2 separate regions of the Homo sapiens genome follow, and region 2 is linked to region 1. A link is a loop called in an ENCODE intact Hi-C map of the cell type or tissue named here. Cell type or tissue: mammary epithelial cell. All regions are shown on one strand. Each heading gives the region's core, and the rest is flanking DNA. Links, peaks and the distances in the headings are about the cores only.

Region 1 (10,366 bases), core at 1,492-9,491:
CTTGACTTTGATGTAAACATTTCTTAACACACACACATGCTTCTTACTGTCAACACACTCCAGCTAAAGGCCACTGGACCCACTTGTAGCTGAGCAGTTTGAGCTCATTATGCATTGCAGAGAGGAAGAGCAGCCACCACGGGAAGCGCCAGACACACGCTCAGAGGGGTTAGAAAGAACTTGTGCCCACACTGAGCCAGAGCTGGGGGCTTGGGGGAGGGTGCAAAGAAGCAGAGGTTCTCTGTAATGTGGATGCTGTCAGAACTCAGGGTGGTTCTGTGATCAGGCATCTCGACAAAGCTCCTCTGCGGTGGGCAGAGAAGAATGGAGAACCCATAAAGCAGCTGCTGCCACTCATTTTTGCCAACAGAGGGGCTGGCTGGGAATTTGAGGGGGGCACACTGACCTTGCTTTTGTCTGTGTTCGGACAAAGTTAAGAGTGGCCTTGTCTTGTCTCATTCTGTCACCGTCTCAGAGACACCTCGTCTGATATTGGTGGTCTCTGAGGTGGCTCCTGTCCTACAGGAGAGTAACTCAGCCCAGCTGGGTTGCCACCAGCTTCTGGGGACAGGGCTGCACCTTTTTTCTCCCCCACGAAGCAGGGAAAGGTAAGTAGAATACTGTTAAAATGGGCCAGGCACGGTGGCTCATGCCTGTAACACTTTCAGAGGCTGAGGTGGGCTGATCACTTGAGCCCACGAGTTCAAGACCAGCCTGGGCAATATGGTGAAACTCTGTCTCTACAAAAAATACAAAAATTAGCCAGGCATGGTGGTGTGCACTTGCAGTCCCAGCTACTTGGGAGGCTGAGGTTGGTGGATCGTTTGAGCCCAAGAGGTTGAGGCTGCAGTGAGTGGAGATTGTGCCATTGAACTCAGCATGGGTGGCAGAGTGAGGCCCTGTCTTAAGAAAGAAAGAAAGAAAGAAAGAAAGAAAGAAAGAAAGAAAGAAAGAAAGAAAGAATACAGTTAAAATGAAAACCTGTGTTCCTCAAAGTCACTAATGTCAAATGACAAAATACAACAAATTCAGTTAAGATTGAATAGGTTTTTATCTGCAATTCCAGACTTAGGCAACCCCTCATTCTTAGGAAATAAAAGGAGCATTTGGATGAGCTGAGCAGGAGAGGTTGGCTTTGTAGGCAGGAAAGGTGGAAGAAAGCAGAGACAGAGACCAAAAAGCAGATTGGTCATCTCAAACTTACTTTCCTTGTCATGGTTAAAGCACAGCGGACTTCCCTTATCACACCGGCTAAAACTGGCCTATTTGGGGATTTGGGGGCTCTCTCTCTCTCTATCTCCTGAAAGAGGGTCAGATAAACAACTTAGTTTCTGCTTGGTGGTATGAAACTCCCCGCATGAGTAGCTGCATTTCAGCTTGGTCTGTTGGTCCTAGTGCAGAAGCTCACTCCAAACCAATGGCATCCTCTCCATTCATTTAACACCAGCAATAAAGTAAAAAGAGAGGTTGCACAATTCCAGGAGATACCGTAATACGTGTATCTGAAAAATACTAGTGTCCAGAAAACACAAAGCACTCCTACAAATCAATCATACCAAGGCAGAGACCCAGTAGAAAAACTGGCTTCTTAAAAATTTAAATGGGAATGTCAAAAAAGTAGACTTCTGAATGGCTCATAAGAGTATGAAAAAGTGTTTGACTGGCCAGGCGCGGTGGCTCACTCCTGTAATCCCAGCACTCTGGGAGGCCGAGGCGGAAGGATCACAAGGTCAGGAGATTGAGACCATCCTGGCTAACACAGTGAGACCCTGTCTCTACTAAAAATACAAAAAATTAGCCGGGCGTGGTGGCACACACCTGTAGTCCCAGCTACTCAGGAGGCTGTGGCAGGAGAATGGCGTGAACCCAGAAGGCAGAGCTTGCAGTGAGCCGAGATCGTGCCACTGCACTCCAGCCTGGGCAACAGGGCGAGACTCTGTCTCAAAAAAAAAAAAAAGAAAAAAAAAAGGAAAAATTTCTCAGATGTATATCTCAATGGTTCAACTTTTACTGTATCTTGCTTCATACGATTTATTTTCATTGACTTCAGCTGTTTCTTCCCTGGAAAGGCCTGGAATGCTAACTCTTCCCTTCAGTTTTTTTAGGTCAACTCCTGTAACTTTTTTTTTCAAGAGACAGGTCTTGTTATGTTGCCCAAGCTGATCTCAAACTCCTGGTCTCAAATGATCCTCCCACCTTGGCCTCCCAAAGTGCTGGGATTACAGGTGTGATTCACTGTGCCCAGCCTCCTGTAACTTTTTTCTCTGGTTCTAACTCTGCTTTTACAGACTGTCACTAAAATGTTTATCTGAAAGGCCTAAAAAAGCAATGTTTTCTTCTAGTATAATTTAATTTTGTACTGTTGGCTTTTCTTAAGGTATCTAAATTGTTACGCTAATAACCTTGGACACATTCTTTTTGTGTTTGATTAAATCCAAGTCCCTTTTTCATCAGGTTTGACTTCCAAGTTATCTAAATTAGCTCCTATAAAGAAAAACAATCATACTACAAAAGGTTTTTCTTTACCTTTTGGTAGCTGGTCTAAAACCACAAAAATTTTATGTTTTATCAAGATAATTTTCTATGTTGTCTTTATTAGGCTTGTAATTACTTACAAAAACCTAAGCTTTAAAAGGGTTAAGGTTTTTATATCTATATAACTTTCTGCATTGCTTTCAAAGTCTTTTAATTATCACTCTGGTTAAATAAATATGATTTTACAATGCAACTCTGTTTTGATCAAGTGTTTTGAGCCTTTTAACGTCTTTGACAAACTTCCTGAAAATCAATCCTAAATTCAAGTCTCTTTTGCCTAAAATTAACTTTGAAATTTTTTAGATGGGGCCCTGAAAAGCCTCAAAAAATCTCTCTCTCATCTTATAGAGATACTAAATGATTAGGCTGATTTGGCAAATTACATTTTTTAAATGTCAAATAATAATTCATATTAGATCTTTTAGCTACATAGATGAGTATGTTAATATAAATATTTCAAAAAATATATAACTTTATAAAAATCTAATATGCTGTCAGTCATAATTCATAATTCTGGTTGTTATCGGTTGTTATCTTAAAGTGCTATCTATATGTAGTAGAAATAATTAAGTATCCTTTTCAATTGGAAACTTTCATCAGATTTTTAACCCTGGTGATGTGGTTTGAATATATGTTCTGGCCATATCTCATGTTGAATTGTAATCCCCGGTGTTGGAGGGAGGACCCGTGGAGGTGTTTGGGTCATGGGGGCAGGTCTGTCATGGCTTGGTGCTGCCTCACAATAGTGAGTGAATTCTTCTGAGATCTGGTCGTTCAGTGTGGCAGCCCCCGCACCCTCTCGCTCCTGCTCTGGCCACGTGAGATGCCTGCGTCTCCTTCACCTTCCACCATGATTGTCAGCTTCCTGAGGCCCTCACTAGAAGCTGAGCTGATGTCAGTACCATGCTTCCTGTATCGCCTGCAGAACTGTGAACCAATCGAACCTCTTTTCTTATAAATTACCCAGTCTCTGCTATATATTTCTATACAGCAATGCAAGAACGACCTAACACACATGGCTATGCTAAGTTTTTGTCATTCACTGTTATTATTTTAAACTCTTCTCTAAAAACGTTCACAGTCAGATTCATAGAAAAGACTCCAACAAGTACTCTTAAATACGGATCTCTAATAACTTTAAGATCGATGGACTAAATAAAAATTTCTAAAACTCTTATAAAAATTAATAGATTCATAAAACTAATAAAAATCAAGCAGAACAAAAGTTAATGACATAAAATTAAAGAATAAATGATAAAAATGATAAATAATAAATGATAAAAATATTTTTATAATTTTTATTTAAAATGTTATTGGCTCTTTACTCAAATGTTTTGTCTTCCAGATTTAAGAAAATCTTCTCTTTTAAGCTATCTATAATTTACTACAATTTGATAAAATACATTTTTTTAAACAAAGATAAAAAATTTGTTTTTTCTCCTCACTTGATTCCTCCAAAATGTGAAAACTATACGTGAGTATACTTATGACAATACGGTTATTTATATAAGTCCAATAAAATCTGCTCTGTTTATAACAAAATACAATGAAAAACACCGGTTACATTACCAAGACTGACTAAAATGGCATATTTTAAAATATACATAAAATATCTGACTTCGAGGGTCCTCAGACTTACAGTAAGTTAATAAAAACTGTCATTTTCTGGCAGGCCCAAGAACCTTAGGACTATGAGTAAAATCTAAAGTCTTATTTAGTTTGACTTTCTAGCCTCAAGAGATTTTTCATCTGAAATTCCTATATGATCAAAGTAAAAAGAAGAGTTATAGTCCTTAAAAAAAAAGCTATAATACACCTGTTATTAGATTGTAACTCTATGCACTGTTTTTTTAGTTCTTATCTACTTTAGACTAAATCCTAAATTATTCTAGGTTCCTCCAATCCAACTTTCTTCCATAAAATTAGCAAAATGAAAACTGCTCTGTTCCTGAAGCCCACTAAGCTAAAACTAAACTGATATTACAAAACAAAGTCCAAGGTGGGAGGATCCCTTGAAGCATCACTTGAAGCCAGGAGTTTGAGACCAGCCTGGGCAACAAAGTGAGACCCCTTCTCTGCAAATAATAAAATAAAACGAATTAGCCAGGTGCTATGGCATATATTAATACCTGTAGTCTCAGCTGCTTGGGAGGCTGAGGTGGGAGAATCACTTGAGCCCAGGAGTTAGGCTGCAGTGAGCTATGATCATGTCACTGCACTCCAGCCTGGGCAACATAGCGAGATCTCTGTCTCTACAAAAAATAAGTTAGCTGGGTGTGGTGGCACACGCCTATAGTCCCAGCTACTTCAAGCCTGCAGTAAATTAGGATTGCACCACTGCACCTCCATCCTGGGCAACAGAGCAAGACCCTGTCCCTAGAAAAACAAAAACAAAAACAAACAGTGACCAAAGTGCAGCGTGGAGACCCTCTGCACCCCTCCCTACGAACATGGCACTGAGTGGCGCAGTGTGGGTGGGCTGTGGGCTGCAGCTTGAGCGGGGCCTTGGCACCTGCCATGCCTCACCGGCTGAGGCCTTGGTGGCTGGGGATGGGCACGGTTTGTGCGTGGAACCCGCCCTGCTCTCGGTGCATGAATTCTCGGGGAAACGTGGTTGGAGAACAACAAGAAATGGTATGGGAACCGTGGGAATCAGGCATTTTGCACAGGAAGTATTGGGAGATGTTTTTACTGTAGTCTGCCTGAAGCTGGGACAAAATTGAACAAACAAGATGAATTTGGTGCTTTGGAAAGTGTGAAAGCTGTTCATGAACTCCATTCTCCTTTATCAGGAGAAGTAACTGAAATTAATGAAGCTCTTGCAGAAAATACAGAACTTATTGACAAATCTTGTTATAAAAATGTTTGGCCGATCAAGATGACACTGAGTAACTCTTCAGAACTAGGTGAACTTGGCCGGGCGCAGTGGCTCACACCTGTAATCCCAGCACTTTGAGAGGCTGAGGCAGGTGGATAATCTGAGGTTAGGAGTTTGAGACCAGCCTGGCCAACGTGGCGAAACCCCATCTCCACTAAAATACAAAATTTAGCTGGGCGTGGTGGCAGTTGCCTGTAATCCCAGCTACTCAGGAGGCTGAGGCAAGAGAATCACTTGAACCCAGGAGGCAGAGGTTGCAGTGAGCCAAGATCATGCCACTGCACTCCAGCCTGGGCAACAAGAGCAAAACTGTCTCAAAAAAAAAAAAAAAAAAAAAAAAAAAAGAACTAGATGAACTTATGAGTGAAGAAGCTTATAAAAAATACGGAAAAATCTATTGAGGAGTGAAAATAACCCCTAAATAAACTAGTATGAAATAATTTAAAATATAAAAATAAAAAACAAAATTAATAAAGTAAAAAACAAGTCTTATGCCTGATATATGAACCACACCAAAAGTTCACCAAATTGCACGATGCCGTAATCAGAGACAATCAAACCACAAACCAAGAGGAGCAGTTGACGTTTTCCCTGCTAAAAACAGCTGTTCCAGCAGCCATGGTGCCTGTAGTCCCAGCTACTTGGAAGGCCGAGGCGAGAGGAGTTAAACTTCAGCCTGGGCAACATGATGAGACCTCACTATTTAAAAACAAAAATTGAAAAAGAAACCTAAAAAAGCAGGTTTTCCGAAGACGTTGTTATAAGGCTCCATATAATAATGAGACTCTCACCCTCTCAATGCCATTCTTCATTTGGCAGGATAATGCTATAATTAAAATTTCACAATAAGTAACTGCTATAGGTAACTTGAGAAAACCTGACCTAAAAAAAAAAAAAAAAGAAATCCTTTTAGTCCACCTAGTGGGCAAATTTGGCATTTTCCCTAACACAGTTTTTTGTTCAAATTGTACTGGTGGTCCCTTTTATAAACCTGGCGTTCACAAAGTAGTGATTAATTCGATCCTGTATGAAATACTTCTCAGTGGCTATCACAGGCCTGGCCCAGTCTCCTCCATGGCCTTTTGTTTAATTTGTTGCCCTTAGGCTGGGGCTGTTAGTTCAAAACCACTTCTACGAACTAAGTTTATTATATTGTTGCCAATTTTTTCATTATAATTTTTAAATGTTGTTCTTAGTGCCTGTCTAATCTCAACGAAGCCAACTCTCCTAACAGGATAATACTTGCTCAACACCTCCAGATAATGACTAATGCCTACAAAGCAGATGAAATAAAATGTAATACTGGACTCCAGATGAAACTGCTTTGAGGCCAGGTGCAGTGGTTCACGCCTGCAACCCCAGCACTTTGGGAGGCTGAGGCGGGCAGATCACCTGAAGTCAGGAGTTCAAGACCAGCCTGGCCGACATGGTGAAACCCTGTCTCTACAAAAAAAAAAAAAAAAGAGAGAGAGAGAGAGAGAGGAAAAAAATCAGCTGGGGGTGGTGGCGCATGCCTGTAATTCCAGCTATTCAGGAGGCTGAGGCAGAAGAATCGCATGAAACCAGGAGGCAGAGGTTGCAGTGAGCCAAGATAGTGCCACTGCACTCCAGCCTGGACTACAAGAGCAAAACTACATCTCAAAAAGGAAAGAAAGAAAGAAAGAAAAAAAGTAACTGCTTTGAGACATTTTTTCCTTCTGGCCTCGTTATTACACAAATGTGGCCCAGGTTGCTGACTTAGACCCCGCCATGTTCCCTCCAATGTGGGACAGAGACAGCTGGCACAAGCCCATTACAGCCCCAGGGACAGATAAGCCTGGCTGCAGAACGGCTGGTTAGCGATGCTTTCAGAGAAATATCTTGATCAAAAGAGAAAAATGTAAAGCTAATCACACAAATTGGGTCATTCTTGTCCCACCCAACCAAGGGTCAAGAGGCCAGCGGGAAGGAGCACTCAGGGCACATAGAATTTCTCCAAGAATGTCATTCTCTGTAAGACCGGCTGCTGAAACTGCTGCCACCTGAAACCAGTTTACCTAATGCCTACTAAACAACCTGCTGACACGACTCGTTTTACCCTCTGCCCTCACTCATCAGTCGGAGCTTGCCAGCTCCCCAAACTCACCAGTGCCAATGAGCTTTCTTAAAGAGCAGTAGTAATATTTCTCCTCTTTATAAAACCTCCAGCCTTTCTTCATTCTTTGGACATCCTAAAGACCACTCACGCTACAGATATCCACAAATTACACTTCTTTCCCCAAATAAAACATTTTAATTTTGAGGATTCATCTCTGTATTTAACTTCGACACTGATAACAGGGAAATACGCAGCAAAGACACCTCAACCCCCAGGGGTCCCCTTCTAAGCACTCCCTCCCCCAGTCAGCCCAGACTTCCTAGGGGCGGGGAATGGCTGGGCAGCTCCACCTGTGACAATGGACTCTGCCCCGTCCCTGATCGAAATGACTGACAGCAAGCTCTCCTTCAGGCCTGGCCTCCCCGGAGTTCTCACTTAGCAAATGGCTTTCTAATGAGAGCACAGGAATTTGTCCCTATGTGTGGACTGACAATGAATAAAAGAAGCAGAAATCCATGGTGAACTTTATTTCAGCGAATAGAGGACAAAGATCAGCGACAGCTCCTGTGGGATTCGGGAGATTTGTCAGCCACGTAGGCATAGAAGATGGGAAAATGGGATCCACTTTTTTCCCCTTTGGGGCCAACCTGGCAATTTGTGTGCAAAGCACAGGAATTCCACACAAGGAATTTGGCGTAATAGAAGTAATTAGGGCTGGGCGTGCTGCCTCATGCCTGTAATTCCAGCACTTTGGGAGGCCAATGCAGGAGGATTGCTTGAGCCCAGGAGTTGAAGACCAGCCTGGGTACCATAGCAAGATCCTATCTCTACCAAAACAAAACAAAACAAAACAAATTAGCTGGGTGTAGTAGTGTACACCTGTCTAAAAAAAAAATGTAATTAGTAACAGGAATGCTCCAAACTCAGGAAAAAAAACAAAACAATATTTTTAAACTGCTAAGAAGACCAAAAATTATTTCAAAACCATGAGGTAAAATGACAGAGGTCCTGGTGAGGAGAGGACTTTATCAAGGGTGTAATGGAAGACGCTGGGCATGATTCACATGTTGTGGAGACCCCTGGAGAAGGGGGGCTAGAGTCAGGCAGGGGTGTGAGTGACCCAGGCACAGAAGTGGGGCAGGAGGGACTTGGGACCCTCCTTCTGAAGCTCCCCAGGAGGCTCCTCCTTTTACCTGCCCTTGATCCTGGAGTCCTCTCTGCCAGAGACAGGAGGCCACATGGTTCTCACCACCAGGCTAGTGGACAAATCCCTTTGTTTCCAGGGTGGGCCTGGAAGGGATTAGGTTACTTTCTGGTCCACACCAGAGGCTCCCCTAGAAGGCAGACAGCCCCAGGGACTGACTCAGGGACCCAGAGGCTGGGATGGGGGAGGCCAGGGAGTGAGGCCAGGGCAGGCAGCTGTGGGGGCTGGGCTGGGGAGAGGAAACAGTACTGGGGCAGAGGGGACGCCTGTAATCCCAGCACTTTGGGAGGCCGAGGTGGGAGGCTCATTTCAGCTGAGGAGTTCAAGACCAGCCTGGGCAACATAGCGAGAACGGTTCCTGGGGGAAAAAAAAAAAAGAAAAAAAGCATGAAATACAATGTGTCTATATTGAAATCTGTACTGTAATTGAGATGAAATACTGTGGAAAAACTCAAGGAATTTACCTAAATGCTCCGCAATCTAATTCCAAATACCAATGGTAATTCTCAATACCTAATTAGGAAAACATCACAACCTGCATTTGAAGAAAAGAGTAACGTTCAACTTCTAACGAGGCGTGCGATCATTTCGGCACTTGGAACATGAAACAAAGTCAAAACATTTTCAGGCAAGGTGAATTGCTGATCAAGTATCAGATGTCCAGGTCTGCTCCCCTTACCGTTGCGATTGATTCACCACTACATCTCTTCTGAAAGTACCACACGGTGTGGAATCCTCAACTTAAGTACAAAACACGACGAAACTGATTAGGAAAATCCATTTGTCAACTGTGGGAGGCTCTGGATGTGTAGAGTACCTAGACTGTGGTAACCCCTCCACCCTGCGTGCCTCCATCACATCATCCAGCTGTTCACCTTAAATAAATACAATTTCTATCCATCAATTACACCGCAATAGAGCTGGGGGCCATTTTTTAAAAACTTCCTCTGGCATGCAGCAATTGATAAGAACTTGCAAAGCTGAGAAGGCACCGATTTAAAACTCGCGCCAACGCGGCTGCGCGCCTTGTCCTCCGCCCAGGAACCCTGGAGGCCACGGCCTCGCCCGGCTCCTGCGCTGGCACTGGACGTCCCGCCGGCTGTACCTGGCGCCCCGTGGCCTCGCTCCCGACCGCTGCCCCGCAGAGGCCTCCCGACCGCCGAGGCCCTCGCCACGCCCGGGTGCCCCCAGGGGGCGCCGGCTTCCACCCACAGAGCTCCCCAGGCCTGGGCGGGCGCAGGGAGGGCGCGACCGGGGCGCACCCGCGCGGGAACTTGGCAGAGACTCGCGGGACGTGGCGGGGGCGCCTCAGGAAACGCGCCGCGGGGCTGCGGGGTCGAGGGGAGGGGACTAGTGTGCAGGGGCCACCCTCTCCCCAGCCCCGCCCCCCGAGTCCAGCTCCGCCCCTGATGCGTACCTGGCGGGACTGGGTCCCAGGGGCTCTCCGCGCTCCTTCTGGGGGCGCCACGTCCGGACCTTGTCCCCTGCTGAGGACTACCTCGCGGGCCGGGCGGGGTGAAGGGCGCTGTTAAGAAGGACAGTCCCGGGGAATGAGGGGCGAGGGGGAGAACGGGGTCGCCGGGTCGGGAGAAGATGACAGACGGGGCAGAGTAGAGGCTGCAGAGGGTCGCCCGGAGAGCGCGGGGGTCCCCCCACCAGCATCCCGTCGCCG
Region 2 (8,000 bases), core at 1-8,000, 79 kb before region 1:
CAGGCTTGGGGCCCCAGGTTCTGCCTCTTCAAAGGTGACTCTAAGGGAGGGCTCCTGGCAGCTGGGGCCTGTTGTTCCTGGAGCAGGCCTTCAGCTGTGCTGGGGCATCTGGCAGAGGACAGACAATCCAGCCCCGATGGATTGAGCCGTGGCCTGCAGGTCTTCGTCCAGGTTCGGGTCTTGGGGCGGTCCCTCTCACCGCCCTTCTCGCCCGCCTGTGCAGAAGGCAAATCCGTGGCCGACCTCATTACTGAACGGCAACTGCTGGCGGCCTTCGAACAGCTTCTGCGCCTGGAGACGCTGCTGGTGGCCGAGAAGGCCTCGCGCACCTTTGAGCAGGACCCTACGGCCTTCGCGCGGCGCGCTATGGACGTGTGCCTGCTTTACGACGGGCTGGCAGCCGAGATCGGCGCCATCGTGCGCGAGACGCTGGACAGCGACGGTGTGGACGCGGCCGCGCTGGCCGAGCTGGCCCGCGTGGTGAGCGCGGAGGAGGAAGCCCACCCTTCTCCCCCCGACGACGGCGACTTCCTGCGCACGCCGCGCCGCTGGCGCCAGCACTGGGAGGAGGCGGTGCGGCGAAGCGCTCAGGAGCGCGTGCGGCGGCCGGGCGCGGGGTGGGCCTTCGGGGAGGCGGAGGGCGCGTCGGGTTTGGCCCAGCTTCTGGCCGAGCTGGGTGGCTTGGTTCGCCGCGACCTGCAGAAGGTGCGGCAGGAGGTGCAGCCCGCGTATGCGGCGGCCGGCTTCCCAGCGTGGGAGGTCTATCTGCGTGCCTTCCACAGCGCCGTGGCCCAGCGCCTCCAGGAGCTCGCGCGCGACGCCCGCGGCTGCGAGCAGCTCTATATCCTGCTGGACTGGGCCGCCAACGTCTACGGCAGGTGAGTCTCGGCCAGGGCGCCCAGTGGCGAGGACAGCTGCCGCTTCCTCCGCAGGCCTTGGGGAGCCGGCTTTGAGGAGCACCGGACCTTTCTTCTCTGTTCCCTCCCTGGGAGAGGGCTGAGAGCCGAGGGCTTCGACATGCTTTCCTCGGCGGGTTAGGCCGTGGGGCGCTCCCGCCCCAGGTTTTCTAGGGGTCACCCATACACAGTTCCAGAATTTGAAAAGTTTCCGCGGGGAGGTTCCCATGGGAGCAGGGCCTGTGCTGGTTCCACCAGGTGCCTTTGGGCGCATCAGAAAAGGGCACATCTTGGCCAGGCGCCATGGCTCACGCCTGTAATCCCAGCATTTTGGGAGGCTGAGGCGGCCGATCACCTGAGGTCAGGAGTTCGAAATCAGCCTGGCCAACACGGTGAAACCCCGTCTCTACAAAAATTAGCCGGGCATGGTGGCACGCACCTGTAATCTCAGCTATTCCGGAGGCTGAGGTAGGAGAATCGCTTGAACCCGGGAGGCGGAGGTTGCAGTGAGCCGAGGTCGCGCTATTGCACTCCAGCATGGGCGACAGAGCAAGACTCTGTCTCAAAAAAAAAAAAAAAAAGAAAGAAAGAAAGAAAAGAAAAAAGAAAAGGGCACCCCGTTAGGCCAGACGGGCATCTGGGTTCAGGGTACAGCCTGCGGGGAGCGGCCACCTCCCGCTCTCTGCCTGGGATGAGGATGGATTGCCTTCCCCGCGGAGCGGTTCCCAGCCCCACCGGCAGGAGCGCCCACGGAGGTGGGGGAGGTTGCCTGAAGTCCCGCACTCCTTAAATTGCTCCTTAAATTGTGTGGGGTCAGACCCGTGTCCGCCCTGCTGTGGGCCTCCGTGCTGCGGGTTGGAGGGTGGCCGATTCCTGAGCTGTGTTTGAGGAGAGGGCGGAGTGCCATCTGGGTAGCCGTCCTTCAGCGTTCTGCAGGAAGGCAGGAACCCAGCTGTCAGAGGCTTCCCGGGAGGGGGTGTGGCATGGCAGCCTAGAGGCGCGCGCGCGTGTGTGTGTGTGTGTGTGTGTGTGTGTGTGTACAGATGCCCAGGTTCGGGATTGGCGTTAGACTTTGAGCCTGGCCAGAAGAGGGGCAGCGGCTGCCGCATCAGAGCCGCTCCCGCCCCCAGCCCCCTGCCCTGTCTTCCAGTCCTGACTTCCTGGGCGCCCCGGGGCTGGCGCTGCCCGCCGAGCCGCTGCCTCCGCTCCTGGCGCCGGACGTGTGGGCCCGACTGGAGAGCGACTACACCAGCTTCCTGGAGGTCAGGCCGGGCGGGTCAGGCTGGGCGGGCCAGGCTGGAGGGGGCGGGCCCTGGGGGGATGTGCGGCGCCCAGGCTATCGGCGGCCAGAGCTGGCTCTGGTTCACCCTGTGGCCCCCGGCGCGGGCTTGTGACCCGACAGGGCGGCCCTCATCCCGGACGGCGCGGGACGGGGTCTGGGAGGGTCTCACCACGGCCCATCCCTTCTCCCCCCAGGCCAAGATCGCAAGCTGCTTCGACAGCATCTTGCAGCTGGAGCAGAGTCACTGGGCGGCCGCCGAGGTCCCCGAGGTGCTGCAGGGCCTCTACCAGGCGCCGCTGTCCATGGACGTCCATATGGTGCGGCCCGGGAGCAGGGGCTGAGAAGGGGCGTCTGTTCAAGCCTCACGCACACGGTGGCGATTTCCAGAACGAATTCCTATCCAGTCCCAACCAACCCTTCCGTTAGATGGGAGCCTGAGGCCCCACGCGGGGGGAAATCGGGGACCCCCGGCGCGCCGACGGGCAGGGAGGCTGCTGGATGGGAGTTTGCGGGAGTTGACTCTCCAGTTGGGCGGCTGAAAGCTGGAGGGGCCAAGACTGACAGGCACAGCGGGGCGGGCTGGAGGCGCAGCGGGGGCTACCAGGGGACCCGCGGCCTCAGGTCGGGGGCTGGGAGGCACGCTCAGTGCGGGGCTTCGCTCGCAGCTCGTGGCCGAGCACGTGAAGGCGGCCGGCGCCATCTCCGCGGAGCTGGAGGCCACCACCCTGCGAATCTGCACGCGGGCGCTCGGCCTCTTCGTGCCCAGGTGCGGACGCATCCTCAGTAGGGGAGCGACCTGGCCGGGTGCGCTCTGCAGGTGGGAGGGAGGAGTCTGCGTAGGGACCTGATTGGGAGGGTGGACCCAGGGTCATCGCGCAGCTAGGGAGGGTCCCCAAAGGCTCTGTGTATCCCGCCCCAGGTTTGAAAAGGCTTTTCTGGCGTCGGAGGCGGTGAGCGAGCCGCACCTGGGCGCCTACATCAACGCCTGCGAGGAGCTCAGGTAGGGCTCGCCCGCTCCTGTGCGGGCGCAGCGTGGCCAGCAGGGGGCGCGCGAGCGCCGGGAACCTGGATGGAGGGGAGTGCGCGCGCGTGGAGGGGGCAGAGGTGAGGAGTGTGTGTGTGTGTTTGTGTCTGTGTGTTGGTGGATCTGAGGGGTGTGTGTGCGTGTGTGTGTAGCAGAGTTGGGGGGTGTGTGTGCGTGTGTGATGGAGCTGAGGGTGTGTGCCTGTGTGTGCATGCGTGGAGAGCTGAGGCTGTGTGTGTGCGTGTTTGGCAGAGCTGAGGGCTGTGTGTGTGTGTGTGTGTGTGTGTTGGAGCTAAGAGGTGTTTATGCATGTGCGTGTAGGGGTGGAGCTGAGTGGTGTGTGTGTGTCAGAGCCTAGATGCGTGTGTCTTGTGTGTGTGTGTCCATCCGAGCAGGGGCCCTGGGGGAGTGTGGATGGCTCTTCAAGGCTGAGCAGAGGCCGAGGGGTTCCAGCTCCCTGCCTGCTGCCCTGGGCTCCATTTTTCCCTCCCTTCATCCCAGGCAGCATTTCTTCCATCTTGGGACACCTCCTTCTCTGGGAAGCCTCCCTCAGCCTGCACCCTGGGCTTTGCTGGGGTGAGGTCTGGGTCTCTGTGTCCCCAGAAGGCAGACGCCCTCCCTGTGGGCTGGCAGTAGCTGTTGGCCTTCCGTGCCCTCAGCTCCAGGCCAGGCCTCAGCAGATGCGGCAGCGCCAGAGGCACAGACTGAGCCTCCCCATCTGGGTTTATCCTTTTTTAAAAGTGTGTAAATTTTAGTGTCCCGAAGTACTTCTCATTTGTCTGACTTCAAAGAACAGCTGTGCCACCTGCTGGCTGTGTGCTCCGGGACAAGCCACCTCCCCTCTGTGGCTCTTTTGCCACCTGTCAAATAGGATCAGAGCACCTGCTCCCTGGGGTGGTGTGGGACCTCTGTGCCTCAGGGGACTCAGTTCCCATTGGCTCTTTGTGAGCACTTCTCAGTGCCAGGCACTTTGTGGGTGCCTTCCCTGCCTGACACGTCTCATCCCAAGCGCAGTATACCCACGCACAGGTGCAGAGCACAGGCCTGGAAAGGAGGTGCCACTTGCCCGTGGCCACGTAGCCAGGAAGTGGTGGAGCTGGGACTTGAACTAGGCCTGCCTAAATCCAAAGCATGACCATCAGGCACTGCTTCTCCAACACTCTCGTCCTTAATCTGTGCCAGGCTTGTCCTTGGTGCTGGGACCCTGGGGTTTCAGCTCCAGGGAGCGTTCTCTGCCCCTTGGTAGGCAGCCTCTGGCCAAACCCTTGATGGAACTCCAGCCTGCTCTACTGTGTCCCTGGCTGCGGGGACTGCGTATAGCCTGGCCCTCAGTTTCCTCAACAGTGAAATAGGGACATGGTCACCTTCAGGGGGCAGTTATAAGGCTCAGGGTAGGGTATGTTCCAGGCATGGCTATGCCGCACTGTTTATCACCAAGAGGGATGGAAGGTCTGTCCCAGAGCTGCCAGAGGGGAACGGGTCAGCCACCCCTGACCCACCCCTTTGTGACTGGCTCCCTGGGCTTCTGTGCTGTCCCCCACTTGACTCTGCTCGCAGACAGCTACAATGGGGAGCCCCACGGGCTGCCCTTCACATTGTAGTCTAAGTGAGTGGAGCTGTGTGCCCGGCTCTATTCCCCAGCCTGGTCTCCCTTGCCCACCTCATCGCTGGTCCTGGCCCCTCCCCAGGACCAGTCTTCTCTCCAGGTTCCCAGGAACCCAAGAGGAGCTGGAGAAGCCCCTGGTGACGGCCACCTGCAGCTTCCAGAAGCACTTGCTTCAGGGCTTGCAGCGTGAGTTGCAGGTGACTGTGATAGGCCCTCTCTCCCTACTTCCCATGCCCAGCAGGCACCCCCTATTTCCTAGAGCCTGGGGGCCCAGGTCACAGCATTCATTTATTCCAGGGTGAGCTCATGGGTGTGTGTGTAGGGTAGTGGGCAGGGGACCCAGGTGAGGTCCCAGCTGAGCAGGGGCGGCTGGGAGACGCCTGCCTTCTCACTTCAGTCTCCAGCTCTTAGTGGTCACCCCCGAAGCCTGGGATGGTGGGTCCACGGATCCAGGCCCAGGGTCCTCACCCAGTCCCTCAAGGCTTCTCCAGGGCATGCCCTGAGCAGATCTGACTGCACAGACTCAAACCCTGCCCCTAGAGCTTGGGGCCTGGGAGAGGCATTCTGGGAAAGGGCTCGTGACATAACCTGTGGCTAGGAGAGGGAATGGCACCCCAAACCCAGGAGGGAAGGGGTCAGGAGTGGCACACTGGGCTTCGAGGGAGGGGTTACGTTGCGGGCGTAGTGCACATTTGCAGACTCCCAGCCCCTCTGTCCCCAGCCGCTCTTCAGGGTTGTGTGCACCAGGGACTGGCTGACGCAGGACTGGCTGCATCCCCTCATGGACAAGGTGGTGACCTTCGCCGGTCATCTCCAGCGTGTGGCCCGGCCGCGGGCACAGGTACCACAAGGGGGAGGGCCCTGGCAGGGCTGTGCCCAGGATTGGGGCTGTTGACCCTGACCCTGACCCTGACCCTGGGCCGCCCAGGAGACTCTGCAGGAGGTGCACCGGTTCGTGGTCCGCGAGTACCTGGCGCGGGCGCTGAGGCCACGGGAGCGGTTCCGGGGCATGGAGCGCATGCATGGCTCCCAGAAGATGAGCCTGGATGCCCAGGCCATCAGCGACACCTTCCAGGGCCTGGTAGGGGCGGCATGACTGCCCTTCGGTGCTCGCCTCTGTGTGGGGAGTGGTGGCAGTGACTAGGGCCTTAGCGCCGGGAGGGCTTTTGGCAGGAGTGGTTCTCCCCACTCTGGATCAGGTGGAACAGGGACTGGGGCGCCTGTGGGGCTGGGGGGTGGAGGGAACCAGGTGGGAGGGCGGCACTTTGCATACATTTGCATACAGTTTGCAGGGGTGCGGGGAAGGGGCGAGGGTCACAGCCCCATCTCACGGTCAGGGCCTTTGGGAGGTGTCCCCCACCTCAGGCCAGAGCCCTCAGAGTGGAGGCACCAGCGCCCCTGCACACCCCTCGTCTGCCCCCTAGCAGTGCTTTCAGGCTGGCCTCGGTTTTCCTGTCCAAGCAGGATGGGATCGGAGGGGAGATGAAGGCTGTGTAGCCAGCCCATGAGCCCTCGGTGCCCAGGCACGCTCCCGTTCTGTTTTGGGGGAGGCAGTCCCGGCACCGAGCCAGAGTGACTACAGGAGGGCTGACGCTGCGGGAGGGCTGACCTCGCACTGACCTCGCGCTCTTGCAGGAGTTGGAGCAGCGGTGGGGAGAGGGCTGTTGGGGCAGGCGGTGGCTCTGTCTCGCAGGGTTCCGAGGCCACATGGTTGGACCAAGCCATCCAGTGCGTGGCTGAGATCCTGGGCGAGACCTACAAAGATGACATCCAGCGGCACCTGGAGACTCTTATCCGGAGCTACCCCGACATCAGGTGTGTACCCCACCTGCTTCCACTAGCTTCCTACCAGAGCTTCAGGGCCAAGGGGGCTGGTATTGGAGCAACCCCAGCCCAGACCTGACTGCCCAGGGGCCTGAAGACCAGAGGCAGGAGGTAGGCCTTGGACCCTCAGACCCTCAAGGCTGGAGGGGGAATGGAGAGAGCCCCTTCTCCTAATCTGCTCTTGGCCATCCTCCATCAGCCCCACCAGGGGTGGGCACGCCTCCAGTCCTGGAATCTGAGGGGGAGGCGGACCCCCCACCCCTGGGGAGAAAGCCCTCTCTGAAAGCCAGGGGATTCTGAGACCTGGTCAGGAGGAAGGAGGTTTTGATCCCGGGTTGTGCTGGGGGGTCGGTGAGTCATCCAAGCCTTTGGAAATCCCAGCTCGAATCTCTCCAAGTCCATTCTTTTGGAGATTCTGGGATGTGGAGCTCACAGAAAGCCCCTGGTTCATCCCCTTCCCCAGGCCACCCTGCCATGGGGTGGGGAAGGATTCCCCATCCCCAGCAGGCCTGTCTTCCAGGCTGTGGCTCAGAGAGAGTGGCCCTTACATCACCCTGGGAGTTCCCCTCCAACTACTCCCCAACCCCGTTGGCCCCGTCACCCGCAGCTGCATCACCCCCTCCCTCCCTCTCCACCACCTGTCCCCCGGTCTCCCTCTCTCCCTCGCCACCCTGTCCCCATGTCTCCCTCCCTCCCTCCCTCTCCACCCTGTCCCCGTGTCTCCCTCCCTCCCTCCCTCTCCACCCTGTCCCCATGTCTCCCTCCCTCCCTCCCTCTCCACCCTGCCCCCATGTCTCCCTCCTCCCTCCCTCTCCACCCTGCCCCCATGTCTCCCTCCTCCCTCCCTCTCCACCCTGCCCCCATGTCTCCCTCCTCCCTCCCTCTCCACCCTGCCCCCATGTCTCCCTCCTCCCTCCCTCTCCACCCTGCCCCCATGTCTCCCTCCTCCCTCCCTCTCCACCCTGCCCCCATGTCTCCCTCCTCCCTCCCTCTCCACCCTGTCCCCATGTCTCCCTCCCTCCCTCCCTCTCCACCCTGCCCCCATGTCTCCCTCCTCCCTCCCTCTCCACCCTGCCCCCATGTCTCCCTCCTCCCTCCCTCTCCACCCTGCCCCCATGTCTCCCTCCTCCCTCCCTCTCCACCCTGCCCCCATGTCTCCCTCCCTCCCTCCCTCTCCACCCTGTCCCTGGGTCTCCCTCTCTCTCCAGCCTGGGTCTCTCCACCCGGTCCCCAGGTCTCCCTCCACGCCTTTGCGTGGGCTCTTTCCCACTCTGCACACCCCTCTCCTGTGCCCCTTCAAGCCCAGCTATGGTGTCCCCCAGGCCCACGCCCTGCCCCCTCCCCCAGCACAGCTCTTCCTGGCCTCAG

The links. Peaks named below come from ENCODE experiments on the same cell type or tissue, not always from the same donor. Only the 100,000 strongest peaks of a DNase experiment are listed, where the experiment ranks them.
Region 2: a loop joins it to region 1, with 16 times the contacts of the local background. A loop is called at or near these places in 92 of 110 quality-filtered maps.

Annotation. Positions count from the first base shown.
Region 1 is chr14:103,179,219-103,189,584 of GRCh38, forward strand. LINC00605 (long intergenic non-protein coding RNA 605) reads right to left here and starts at 9,810. Exons shown (of 3, transcript NR_033938.1): 1 at 9,374-9,810; 2 at 9,159-9,229; 3 at 8,003-9,052. It also overlaps the pseudogene GCSHP2. RefSeq lists a silencer at 9,879-9,928. In mammary epithelial cell, for the core only: a CTCF peak has its summit at 6,358; a DNase peak (open chromatin) is centred at 6,673; H3K27ac peaks cover 281 bases.
Region 2 is chr14:103,101,895-103,109,894 of GRCh38, forward strand. EXOC3L4 (exocyst complex component 3 like 4) reads left to right here. Exons shown (of 12, transcript NM_001077594.2): 3 at 224-878; 4 at 2,047-2,158; 5 at 2,373-2,495; 6 at 2,844-2,944; 7 at 3,098-3,178; 8 at 4,891-5,005; 9 at 5,530-5,649; 10 at 5,737-5,889; 11 at 6,502-6,623. Among named protein-coding and RNA genes, the nearest start is that of EXOC3L4, 11 kb to the left of the region's middle. RefSeq lists enhancers at 2,664-3,414, 6,934-7,013, 7,801-8,000 and silencers at 3,289-3,448, 7,184-7,243. In mammary epithelial cell, for the core only: CTCF peaks have their summits at 3,226 (motif pointing right) and 4,039 (motif pointing left); a DNase peak (open chromatin) is centred at 3,217; H3K4me3 peaks cover 538 bases; H3K27me3 peaks cover 2,800 bases.